Linked DNA regions of Homo sapiens: regions 1 and 2 are each linked to region 3. The links are chromatin contacts, found by Hi-C or POLR2A ChIA-PET in ENCODE. All regions are on one chromosome and are shown on one strand. The core of a region is the stretch at or near the end of the contact, and the rest is flanking DNA. Distances in the headings are between cores, read along the strand shown. Region 1 holds the start of ZFP91 (ZFP91 zinc finger protein, atypical E3 ubiquitin ligase). Region 2 holds the start of KDM2A (lysine demethylase 2A). Region 3 holds the start of WDR74 (WD repeat domain 74).

Region 1 (4,189 bases), core at 570-3,069, 4.3 Mb before region 3:
TCTTAAAAAATTTCCATTGACACTATGCCAATCGATTATTACAACTGAAAATGACATTAGCCCTATGAAAATGGAAAATACTCAGTAGAGAATATAAAACATTTGTCTAATATGAAGTGGTATCTGAGTCAAAGTACTGGAAGGAAAAATGTACTTCAGCACTTGTCTACAGTTTAACTGAATGATTAATGTGAAATTTAAAATTGGATCCCCAGATCTTGTTTCCAGCTTCTTTCTTTTGGGACTTTTAGCCCTGGATGCCTTATTTTCCAGGGGTAAAGGATGTTCTTGCAAATCGTTCCTTGATTGTAATGGATGAAAAGAAAAAAGAAATGGGAGAGGCCCACTGCATCACCAACTGCAACGGAAATTCCCTTTGATGAATCAGGAAGACAAATTAATGTCATACGCTAGCGTGCAGAAAAGTAACCTCTGATAAAGTTGCTATTGTATAAACCGCAGAAGCAGATGGCTTCCGGCCGCAGAGCTTAAGAGACCCTTCAGCTTCTCGGTGTAGGTCACCAGTCATGTCACGCTCACAACCCTTTCGCCTCCCTCTAGGTCAGGCACCGCATCCAAGTTAAGCAACCGACGCCGGCTCCTTGGTGTCCCAACAAGGTCTAGTAGAAAAGCAACTTTATAATTCGTTTCACAGATTTGATTAAGAGCCAACTGAGTAGTGGGCCTTGTGCTAGGGCTCCGAGGGCCCAAGGACCCCATGGAACCAGATTTAGTCGCTGACCTCTAGGAGCTCACAGGTGAGTGACTCACACACCGGAAGACGAGATCAATAATGTAGACATGAACGCTGGCTAGCCAGTCCCAGAGGAGGTGTCATCTGACCAAACCAAGGCAAGTCTGGGCAGTTACGCAGACACCCCGAGAAAGGTACGCCAACGCCCAGATAAAAAGTAAGAAAAAGTAGGAAAAACCCTCCCATCAGACCAGCAATTGGCTCGACGCTTGAGCCCGGATGTACGGCACGCGTCGCGACCTAACCCGGAAACACTGCCTCCCGAAAAAAAGGTAAACTCTAGACTGCGGAAAGTAAACTACCTTTCCCGTCGTGACTCAGTTAGAACCTCCCGGCATCCTCTCCACCTCTGGTTTCCCATCTATTTTTCCTAAAGCCTAGGCGAAATAAGACTTCATCTCCCAGAATGCCCTTGGTTAAGTTAACGGTGCGCATGCGCCAAGAGGCGGGCCCTCGTTGCCCCCACAACCCCGCCTCCGTTTTGCCGCCGCCATTTTTTCAGAGACTTTCATCCGGCAACCGACGGGGCTTTTTTTCTTAAAGGAGAAGCGACAGCTCAAAATACTACCCCCTTCTCCGCGCAAGATCTGGCGGCGCTGGGGACAGAAAGGCCAAAGACAGGAAAGTGGGGTAGGGTGGAGGCGGAAGAACGCCCAGGCTACTTCTGCGGCCTAAAGAAGAATAGAAAGAGCCCTTGTGGTATCAGTGGCTCCTCAGGGAGGCAGGTGCGCGCGCAGCCAGTCTAGGGTTTGCGTGAGGCGGGGAAAGAGGTGCGATTTCTTCTCACCCGCCTCCCTCGCGAGACCTGCCCCTCGCACTGCCCCTAGCGCGCGTTGAAGTCTGGAGGGGGGAAAAAGGTCACTTTGGGATTGTCGCGAGACACAGCCGTTTAACGGTGAGAACGGGTGCGCGGGGAAGGAAACCTCGCGCGCTCCCCTTTTAGCCGTTTCCTGATTGGCTGAAGGAAGGGGTGGGGGAGGGAACCTGGGGCGCCGCTGCGTGTAAGACTGCGAGGGGCGGGGTGAGGAGGCTTGTCCTCTTTTCCGATTGGCCCGCTGAGCGTCTGTGGCGCGCGCGCGCGCGCCGCCAGCGGTAGCGGACCTTGAGTGGCAGGGGGTGGGGGGGGCGCCCTCGGAGCCGGGCGGAGGGGAGGGGGGAAAGAGGAGCGCAGGGTGAGAGTGAGCCGCAGGCTTCGGGAGGCGAGGGGGCGGGGGGAGCAGCGCCGAGGCCGCCGCCTCCGCCTCCGCCGCCTAGGACTAGGGGGTGGGGGACGGACAAGCCCCGATGCCGGGGGAGACGGAAGAGCCGAGACCCCCGGAGCAGCAGGACCAGGAAGGGGGAGAGGCGGCCAAGGCGGCTCCGGAGGAGCCCCAACAACGGCCCCCTGAGGCGGTCGCGGCGGCGCCTGCAGGGACCACTAGCAGCCGCGTGCTGAGGGGAGGTCGGGACCGAGGCCGGGCCGCTGCGGCCGCCGCCGCCGCAGCTGTGTCCCGCCGGAGGAAGGCCGAGTATCCCCGCCGGCGGAGGAGCAGCCCCAGCGCCAGGCCTCCCGACGTCCCCGGGCAGCAGCCCCAGGCCGCGAAGTCCCCGTCTCCAGTTCAGGGCAAGAAGAGTCCGCGACTCCTGTGAGTAACAGTCTTTCAGGCGGTGGGAAAGACCCCCCTCTGTCCGTACGCAACCCTCTCGGCTCCCGTAGCGCCTACTCCACGTGACATCCTGCCTGGTCTGCCCCCTGCCGGCTCCGCACGCCAGATGTCACACCGTTTCCCCGGGAGCCTTCGTGCCTCCTCTCTGCGCCACCCTCATCTCGCTCCTGTACCTTCGCTTGTCGGGCCGTTTCCCCACTCCCCGAAATCATCTTTTGATACACCCCTGCACTCGCTAGTGATCCACCTCCTCCCTGACACCCGCAGGCTCATCCCTCTTTCTGGCATCCGCACCCCCTTTGTCACCCTATCCCTTTCCTTTAGGCGGCTCTCCAGTATTACATCACATGCCCTTTAGGGAATACACAGCCCGATCATAGCCTTCAAAAATGATTCCCCCCCGCCTTCGCGTTAGCTCAAGAGCCAGATGTACTAGTGTGTTTATGTAGCTTTTTTTTTTTTTCACTTTTCTAAATTTTTCGCAACCCTTCTCATTCTTTTGAGAAATTTGCCACTTATTATGGTCAGGTTAAAAGCCCACTGCTACGATTTTAAGTATGGAGTCTTTCATATAAAATTATATGAGCATTCTTTAATGTTTGTTTTTACTAAGTAGCATATGTTTTATCTTTGTGTTTCGTGTTTTTAAATGTAGGAACTTCATCCTTGAAATTAGAATCATCTGAGAGGAATTCCTTTATTACCTAGACGTAATAGAGGAAACATGAACAGGTGGCCAGGAGCATTGTCTTAAATTGTTCGTTAAAATAATACTCATGTTAAGAATACTGAAGCACACAAGTTTGTAAATTCTAGAAATTAATCACATTGACTATTCAATTCATGACTGAAAACATCATTAGTGACCTTTGATTTTTGAGTGAAAACAGATTAGTAAAAACAGAGAAAATTGAAGTGAGGGGGAGTCAGTTTTAAGTGTTCCCTTTCTTCCAGTAGAGATAGTGGCAAGGTTTGACTTACACCAGACCTAATAGATTTAAAACTTGAAACAGACTTGGTCCAAAATTAAGAGTTAAGCCTGTGTCTTGGCATGCTTGCCTTAGAAGCCTCTCAGAAAGAGAAATAAAATTCAGAGGTAATCATATTGTGGTATTAGATATGCTTTCAAATTTTTGAATGTCAGCTAAGTTAACATAATTTAGAGAATTTGTTGTAAGAACTGCAGTTCTGTCGACAGCAAAAATCTGTACTTACAGATTCAGCTGCAATTAGACTTCTAATTGCTGTAGATGCATTTCATCTTACAAAAATTTTATAGTTCTATATTGTTTAATCTCATGAATTTGAAAAGATACATGTATATCATTGACCTCATTTGGATATGAATTCCGTGAGCAAATTCCTTAACCTACCCATGCCTTAGTTTCCTTACCTATAGAGGATAATCTCTGCAACGTGAGTTTGTGAGAATTAAATACAGTGTGTAAAGTGCTAGACACAATGCCTGTTGTAAATACTAAGTACAAGTTGCGTTTTTCAGTAATGGTGGGATGGTAGATCCTTGAGTGGTTTGTAGTGAGGTTTTTCATATAAATTATGCAAAATATGATTTTTTCACTCTTTAATATTACTATTCGTAGAGAGGGTAATACTTAAAATATTTTTAAAATTTCCTTTTATTCTCACCTACCCCTTGAAAATTAAATATACCTATATCTCAAGATAAGATAATTATGTCTAAAATGGTACCTGCTGTTTAATTTCTTTTTTTGGAGATGGAGTTTTTGCTCTGTTGCCCAGGCTGGAGCAGTGCCACGATGATCTCTGC
Region 2 (4,043 bases), core at 805-3,304, 4.3 Mb after region 3:
AGAAGATGATATCTTATTAACAAACCTTTTTTGCTGTTTGTGAGATGTTTCAGTCGGCTGTTGGAGTAATTATGCAAGCTCTTTAACCTTTCTATACTTCAGTTGTCTATCTTTAAAATGAATATAGCGCTAACAGGCACTTTAGCTTGTCTCCTAAGGATGTTGTGAAACAAAGCAGAGAATGTCTGTACAAACTCCCCAAGTTGTGCATGCAGAAAAACCTTCTGTGGTAATAAATAATAATACCTTGCATTTACGTAGCGCTTTTACCTTGGAGTTCAAGCCTTGATAGAATTAGAAGGTATCATTATTTTAATTGTCTCGCTAACGTCCTCCTGAAAGAGTTGATGGCTGTTTATGCAGGTTATATGATTCACTCCATGCCCTACCTCTCTGCTCCATTCCCTGCTTCCAGGAGTCAGAGCTTAAAGAGTGGGAAACCAAGGCAGGGAGAAAAAGATTTGTGTGACACCGCTCAGCAAGGGCGTAGTGGAGCCAATAGTGCCAACCCCGATGTGTAACGCCCCAGCCACCGTCCTTTGTGGGATTTAGAATTTAAACGGGCCCCAGAGCAAGAGATTGGCTGGGGAAATGCCCGGATCGCGGCTGGGCTGCTCGCATGGCACTGCTCGGGTACCTCCGGCCGGGCTCCGTCGACGTTCGGAGCCTGCTGGCCCGTCGGGCAGCTGTCGGGCCGCGGGAGTCGGTCCGTGGGCAGGGCCGGCGCAGCTCGGGCGGCTGCTGCCCCGTCGCTGACCCCCGCGCGAAGCTGCGCGCACCAACAGGAGACATCTTCCCGGCCGGGCCTCCCGCGCCCGCCACGGCCCAGGGCGGCAGGGTCGGGCCGGGGGCCGGGGGCGGCCCGCGCACCCCTCCGTGGGGGGCGCCCCGACTCGCCGGGGGCGGGGTCACGTCCCACCCGGGCCGCCGGGGGCACCGGCGCGGCGGAAAGCTGAGCGTGGCCGAGGAGCGGGGGCTTCCTGGGCCACCTCGCCGGGCGCCTCCGGCCGGCGGTGGGCGCGCCGGCCGCCACCGCCCCCGGGCCGTCGCGGAGACCGCTTCTGCGCCTGGTACCTGTGGACGCCCTTGTTAAGCGCCTGCAGCACCCCCGGGGAGCCGAGCCCAGGACAGACATGCTACTCCTGTTTCCTGCCCCTTCGGAGCGACGAGCAGTGGGTGAGGCGGGGCCAGGCCGCTGCACCGAGGAGCCCCCGGGCCCAGGGCAGACGGGCCCCGTGGCGGCGGCGCCGGGGCCTGCCCGGGAATGGCGGGCAAGCCGGCCTCGGCCCACCGGCCGGCACGCGAAGGGAGGGCAGCCGGCGGCCATGCGCCCCTTCCCTGCGCCCTCTCGCCCTGGGCAGGCCTGAGCCGGGAGCCCAGGTCCCGCGGGCCCAGCCCGGCGGCTTGACCCCGGGAGACCCTGCTTTGAGGCGGGTATCGGTTGCCCTGGCCCAGGCCTCCCGGCCCTCAGGTTGTGTGACTGTGACGGGCAGCCTGGGGCCAAAGGCGGTTGAAGGGGAAGGGGACGCAGATCTCCCACTGCTTGGGGGGGGTGATGTGCTTTGTGGGGGGTCGGGGGTCACCACCCTCCCAGGGGGGTGGGGGAGGGCGGCCAGCACAGCTGGCCGCGAGGGGCGGGGTCGCAGAGGCGAAGTGTGTGTGAGGGTGTGTGGGGGGAGGGCGCGCGGAGGAGGATCGGTGCCCTGCGCGCAGGCGCGAGCAGCCAGCCAGGCCCGAGCCCTGGAAGAACGCCGACGGGGAGCGGGGGCGGCGGGCTGGCGGGAGGGAGGGAGGGCGGGCGGCCTGACGCGAGGGGGCGCAGGGAGCCGCGTCGGCGTCGCGGGGCGCGGGCGATTCGAGGCCGACGCATCCGCGCGTGCGCGCGCCGGCGGTGTGTCCGCGTTAGAGGGGAGTGACGCGTGCGCGTTCACGCGCGCCCGGGAGAGCGGTAAGAAGCGCAGGGAGGCCTGAAGGGGGTGGGGGGGTGGAGAGGCGAGCTGGAGGAGGGGTGGGGAGGTGGCGCCTGCGCAGTGCGCCTCGGAGGAGCTGTGTGTATGTGAGAGTCTGACGGGTTCAAAATGGCGGCGGCTGCTTCAGCGGCTCCTCCTGTGTGAGGGAAACAACACCCCTCCCCGGCAGCGGCGGCGGCGGCGGCGGCTCTCGGAGCACCTTCCCAGCGGCTGGGCCCGTGGCCGCTCTGTCTTTCCTGGGCAGGGGACGCTCCGGGAGGAGGGGCAACGCCAGGGGGCCCATCCCCCGGAATCCCTCTTCTGCGACTGGGGAGTAGCCGGGGGGCTCGTCCCGCAGCGCGGAGCCAGACCTGAGGGGGAGACGCGAGGGGAGCCAGGGCCCCCATCCCGGCGCGCCGCGCCGCTCCCGCCCTGTCCGCCCCCCGGGGCCGGGGCCCGCGTTCCGGGGGGCCGGGGCGGCGCGGGGAGCCTCGGGCCGGCCGGTCTCAGCTGATCGGCCGCTGCTCCCGCAGGCGACCAGCCCCTGCTGGCCGAGGGCACGGCGAGGAGGGCGCTCCCTGCGGCCGGGGCCGGCCCGGGGCTCGGGCCCGGGCTGCTGACCGCTGGCCTGGGGGAGGCGGGGGCGCCCCGGGCTCGGCGCCGAGGGGTCGCGCTCCTCTCTCCTGACGCCTCCGACTCCCGGTCTCCAAAGCCAGAAGAGAAGGTTTGATTCAGCAACTGTTTGCTCCCTTTTCCTGGTCGCTCTGACCCTCTCTGGATACTGGGTTGATCCACGGAAAAACCGAAGACGACGTTTGGGATTTAATTATTCCTCTCAGCTTTGGAATCTTTTACTTCTCACTTGGACAAGAACTCAAGAGCAGAATCTCCGGTGAGTTTCCCCCTCCCCCCCCTCATTTGGAAGTTTGGTTGACTGTGTTATCCAAAGACTGAATGCAAAGTTTCTATCTCTTTTTCCGATGGGTGAACCATTGAAACGCCTTTTCCTGGGGGAGCCCAGCGAGATTCGCCCTTTTTCCTCTCCGGCCCTGGCTGCTCCATGCCCAGGCGGTCGTCGCCCAGGGGGTGCAAGCACGGTTTCCCTCCCGACTTCGGGCCAGGGCTTCCTCCGGGAGGGCTCTGCCTCTAACTGCTCTGCAAACTGTGTCATCGGGTCCTCTGGTCTCGTAGCAGTTTTGAAAGGATGCTGTTAACGTGGCTGTAATGTAGTGACAAAAACGGGGGGAACCTGTGTTCTCAATGGAAGCCATTATCCACGAGAATATTTAGAAAAAAGAAAACCCTTTCTTGGTATTACGGATTGACCGTCGCGCCGGCCGGTCTTTTATTTAATTTTTGGACAAGATGTATTTTCCTTGTATCCTTAGATGCAATCGTTTATTTTATTACTTTATCCAAAAAGATCAGATGGAATTTTGGTCCTTGATTTGCACCTCTGAAATTTGTTTCAGAGTTGTGCACATCTTGTGTTGGGGTGGAGGGTAGATTTGGGAATGATAAGATCCGGGGAGTCTAGAAAGGAAGGCGACGATTGTGCACGGCCTTACAGGAGGGGTATGGGAAATTGTTTTGGGGTCATTTAAATCCTAATTTTTTGTCCTCTTTTTACATAGTCAGTTTGCCCTTCTTTCCTTTAGTTTCTGATTACCGGTGAGAGAGAACTAATTTGGTTAGGATCTGGATTAGTTCAGTGGTGCTTCACCTGGTCAGCTCTCTGGAGATAAAAGTCCTGGGCTTTTTTTTTTTCTTGCTGATGCTGCCATGAAGGAGATCCTTGCTAGTTGTAATCCTGTGGGGAGAAACTGGTGGTGTGGCCCTTCCACAAGGAACTGAAACCAACATCTCGTTTCGTCTAGGCCTCCGACAGTTGTAATGTGATTAATGTTGAACATGACATGGAACCACTTGCCCAAGAGCAGAAAGGTCCCAAACTCATGAAGAGGAACCTGATTTTTCAGAGAGCCTTTAACACTTACCTTAAATACTCCTTTCCGTGAACAGAAAGCACAAGTTTGAGAATGAGTTCTCATTTCTGCTTATATCATTATTCTTTAGTGTTGCAATCTGGTTCCT
Region 3 (3,741 bases), core at 978-3,477:
GGCGGATGCCTGTAATCCCAGCTACTCAGGAGGCTGAGGCAAGAGAATCGCTTGAGCCTGGGAGGCAGAAGTTGCAGTGAGCCGAGACTGTGCCACTGCACTCCAGCCTGGGCAACAGAGTGAGACTCCGTATATAAAAAAAAAACAAAAAACAAAAAAAAAAAAACGCTTCCTTGTTATCAACTTCCAAATCAAATGCTATTTATCCTATTTATGTACCCTGTAGCATGCCTCCAGTCCTTGGCCTCTCCCAGGCAGTACCCTCTTTCTAGAATACCCTTATCCCCTTCTCCACCAGTCAAAATTCTACCCATCCCTCAAGAACCAGTTCAGACATCCAGTCCCCCCCACAGGCTTTCCAGACCTCACCTGTCAGAATTACCACCACCAAACCTATGCAGCCTGCTTCACAGCCCTCTTTCATCATCTTTGGAAGAAAGCAAGGCCAGTCATCCAACCACTTAGCACCTTCCTAATCTTTGCTTTCAGAGCTACATCACCTTGTTGGTGGTTGAGCTCAAGTTGAGCCCAGGAGTTTGAGACTGGCCTGGGCACACAGTGAGACCCCATCTCTATAAAAAACTTAAAAATTTAGCTGGGCAGGGTGACACCTGCCTGTGGTCCCAGGTACTCAGGAGGTTGAGGCGGGAGGATCGTTTGACCCCGGGAGGTTGAGGCTGTAGTGAGCCATGAATGCACCACTGCACTCAAGCCTAGGTGACACAGTGAGGCTCTGTCTCAAAAAATATAAATGAATTAATAATGAATTAATGAATGCATGCTTAAAACTTTTTTTGTTGTTTTTTTTGAGATGGAGTCTTGCTCTGTTTCACAGACTGGAGTGCACTGGTGCGATCTCTGCTCACTGCAACCTCTGCGGGACGGATTCAAGCGATTCTCCAGCCTCGGCCTCCCAAGTAGCTGGGATTACAGGCATGAGCCACCACACCCGGATAATTTTTGTATTTTTTTAGTAGAGAAGGGGTTTTACCGTGCTGGCCAGGCTGGTCTTGAACTCCTGACCTCAAGTGATCCACCTATCTCGGCCTTCCAAAGTGCTGGGATGACAGGCATGAGCCACCACACCCAGCCTTGCTTAAAACTATTAAATGACAAGCAGGCACAGTGGCTCACGCCTGTAATCCCAGCACTTTGGGAGTCCGAGGCAGGTGGATCACCTGAGGTCAGGAGTTCGAGACCAGCCTAGCCAATACGGTGAAACCCCGTCTCTACTAAAGATACAAAAATAGCCGCGCGTGGTGGCAGACGCCTGTAATCCCAGGTACTTGGGAGGCTGAGGCAGGAGTATCGCTTGAACCCGGGAGGCGGAGGTTGCAGTGAGCCGAGATCGCGCCACTGCACTCCAGCCTGGGCAACAAGAGCGAAAACTCCGTCTCCAAAAAAAAAAAAAACAAAAAACAAACACACACACACACAAAACTATTAAATGACTTGCCCATGGTTACTTAGAGGATTATAATGGAGTCAGGTGAAAAACCTTAGAGGATGAGAACTTTTTGAAGGCAGAAATTTTACCGGCAGCCCCTGTACTTCTCCCAGTGCCTGGAATTCAGTAGGTGTTCAATAAATGTGTGTTACAGGTATGAACTACATAAGGCAGAAACCCAGGTCCCTGTCACCCATTCAAAGCCGTGTCACTAAGAGTTTGCCTGTCGCCATCATTCCAGTATCCTCAGGGAGCATCAACGCTCTCCCTTCGGCCCTGAGTTTAGCGAGGGGATTGGTCTTACCCGTCGGCCTGGGCGAGGCCACGGAACATGCCCTCCCCGCCCGGGCAGTGTCTCTGACCCTGGAATATGCCATCCTCGGTGCTGAAGTGCTTCACCGTCCTGTCCGCGCAGCCCACCAGCATCTGCGGCAAAGAAGGGCAAGATGGCGAGGAGAGCGAGGCTGCTGCGCCCCAGGCCCCCAGCTCCGGCCCGACCAGGGGCCACTCACCTGGGTCTCGCCGCCGGTGCCCCAACACAGGGCGCTCACTGCCTCCTCGCGCCGCGGCTGTCCTCCGGCCGTGAAGTTCGCCGCCTGTTTTCGCTGAAGATTTACCCCTGAGAGACGAAGGCGTCAGTCACGCCAGGGGCGCGAGTGCACCCCTGCACTTCCCGACGCCCGAGCCTGCCACCCACCTTTCAAGATCCCAGTCTCGGTGCCGACCCACACATGGTTCCAGCGTGCAGCAGCAGCCGCCATGACAAAGCCTGGAGGCAGACAGTTCACACTTCCGGCGCAGCGTGTGCGTCACCAGCGGGCGTCGAGTCCGATGCAGCGCAGTGTAGTTGCTGGAAGTTTGAAGAGCCGAAACAGTAAAGCTTCCATGCTTGTTTTGCTTTACGAAAATGAAACCAGGAGGTGCTTGTTTATGTAGATCGGAAGAATACATTGATCATTTTGCACTTGGGGGTGAAAAGCACCTTTCCTGGACTGCGTGGCCGGATCAAGCCAGCCCTAGTCTGTCTCCCGGCTCCATTATGTAATATGTGTTCTGGACTGTTAGACAAGAAACAACAAACGATTTAAGAAACGATTTAAGAAACACTTTAGAAACGATTCAAATCATTAATGATGTGTGGGGCTTCGTTCTGGAATATAAGTCACGAAAGAAAGATGGGAAAAGGAAACCGACGATTTTTTTTTTCTTTTGAGAGAACTTCGCCCTTGTTGCCCAGGCTGGAGTGCAATGGCGCGATCTCCTCTCACCTCAACCTCCGCCTCCCGGGTTCAAGCGATTCTTCTGCCTCAGCCTCCCAAGTAGCTGGGATTACAGCTGGTATTACTAAACCACCGCGCCCGGCCTCGTTTACTCTTCAAGAGGCGGACAGCGAGGCGCGGTGGCTCACGCCTGTAATCCCAGCACTTTGGGAGGCCGAGGCGGGCGGATCATGAGGTCAGGAGATCGAGACCATCTTGGCTAACACGGTGAATCCCCGTCTCTACTAAACATACAAAAACAAAACTAGCCGGGCGTGGTGGCGGGCGCCTGTAGTCCCAGCTACTCCGGAGGCTGAGGCAGGAGAATGGCGTGAACCCGGGAGGAGGAGCTTGCAGTGAGCCGAGATTGCGCCACTGCACTCCAGCCTGGGCGTCAGAGACTCCGTCTCAAAAAAAAAAAACAAAAACAACTAAAAGTACTCTGTGCTATGCTACATGAGAAACGCAGAGAAAGTCATCGCTCAGTAGAAATACAGTAATAGCGCATGCGTAAATAGGAGAGGGAAGTCGCTACTTTACCTAGAGATTAACACAGAAAAGCAACAAATTACCAGTTTACAAGTAAACCCTTTATCTAACGCGAAGATTTATTTATTTTTTGAGATGGAATCTTGCTCTGTCTCTCAGGCTAGAGCGCCCGCCACCAGGCCTGATTCACTTTTCTTTTGGTTTTTTAGTGAAGACGGGATTTTTCACACCATGTTAGTCAGGCTGGAATTACCCAATCCGCCCGCCCCAACCTCCCGAAGTGCTAGGATTTCACGCTTGAAACCCCGAGCGCGACCTAGGTTTAACACATCAAACGCGAAACCAGGCCGGGCGCGGTGGCTCACGCCTGTAATCCCACCACTTTGGGAGGCCGAGGCGGGCGGATCACGAGCTCAGGAGATCGAGACCATCCTGGTTAACACGTTGTGAAACCCTGTCTCCACTAAAAATACAAAACAGGCCGGGCGCGGTGGCTCACGCCTGTATTCCCAGCACTTTGGGAGGCTGAAGCGGGCGGATCACAAG

What was found. Hi-C counts contacts between places; a loop is a spot of excess contacts on that map. ChIA-PET counts read pairs that join two places held with the same protein, here RNA polymerase II (POLR2A). Pooled maps may share reads with other maps.
Region 1: a map with no recorded cell type shows a loop between it and region 3 (25-fold over the local background). The contact joins the promoter of ZFP91 here to the promoter of WDR74 in region 3. A Hi-C loop is called at or near these places in 1 of 37 single-sample maps with no recorded cell type and 9 of 50 pooled maps. POLR2A ChIA-PET finds 5 or more read pairs at or near these places in 1 of 52 experiments (activated T-cell).
Region 2: a loop to region 3 is called in a pooled map, with 12 times the contacts of the local background. The contact joins the promoter of KDM2A here to the promoter of WDR74 in region 3. A Hi-C loop is called at or near these places in 2 of 50 pooled maps. POLR2A ChIA-PET finds 5 or more read pairs at or near these places in 2 of 52 experiments (HEK293 and T-cell).

What each region holds. Positions count from the first base shown.
Region 1 is chr11:58,577,244-58,581,432 of GRCh38, forward strand. It overlaps ZFP91 (ZFP91 zinc finger protein, atypical E3 ubiquitin ligase), which reads left to right and starts at 1,820. Exons shown (of 11, transcript NM_053023.5): 1 at 1,820-2,379. The coding sequence starts at 2,039. It overlaps ZFP91-CNTF (ZFP91-CNTF readthrough (NMD candidate)), which reads left to right and starts at 1,871. Exons shown (of 13, transcript NR_024091.1): 1 at 1,871-2,379. It also overlaps a transcript of LPXN not described here. RefSeq lists enhancers at 574-653, 674-1,193, 812-1,504, 1,224-1,453, 2,198-2,889 and 1 more and a silencer at 1,874-2,293.
Region 2 is chr11:67,117,209-67,121,251 of GRCh38, forward strand. It overlaps KDM2A (lysine demethylase 2A), which reads left to right and starts at 2,055. Exons shown (of 21, transcript NM_012308.3): 1 at 2,055-2,841; 2 at 4,026-4,043. LOC107984341 (a long non-coding RNA gene) reads right to left here and starts at 1,140. Exons shown (of 2, transcript NR_160735.1): 1 at 26-1,140. RefSeq lists silencers at 962-1,011, 1,152-1,431, 1,612-2,051, 2,192-2,261, 2,442-2,581 and 2 more and an enhancer at 1,492-1,541.
Region 3 is chr11:62,837,363-62,841,103 of GRCh38, forward strand. It overlaps WDR74 (WD repeat domain 74), which reads right to left and starts at 2,228. Exons shown (of 11, transcript NM_001369450.1): 1 at 2,145-2,228; 2 at 1,960-2,066; 3 at 1,752-1,873. The coding sequence starts at 2,208. RefSeq lists enhancers at 1,652-1,781, 1,892-2,011, 2,072-2,411, 2,482-2,621, 3,252-3,421 and a silencer at 3,552-3,601.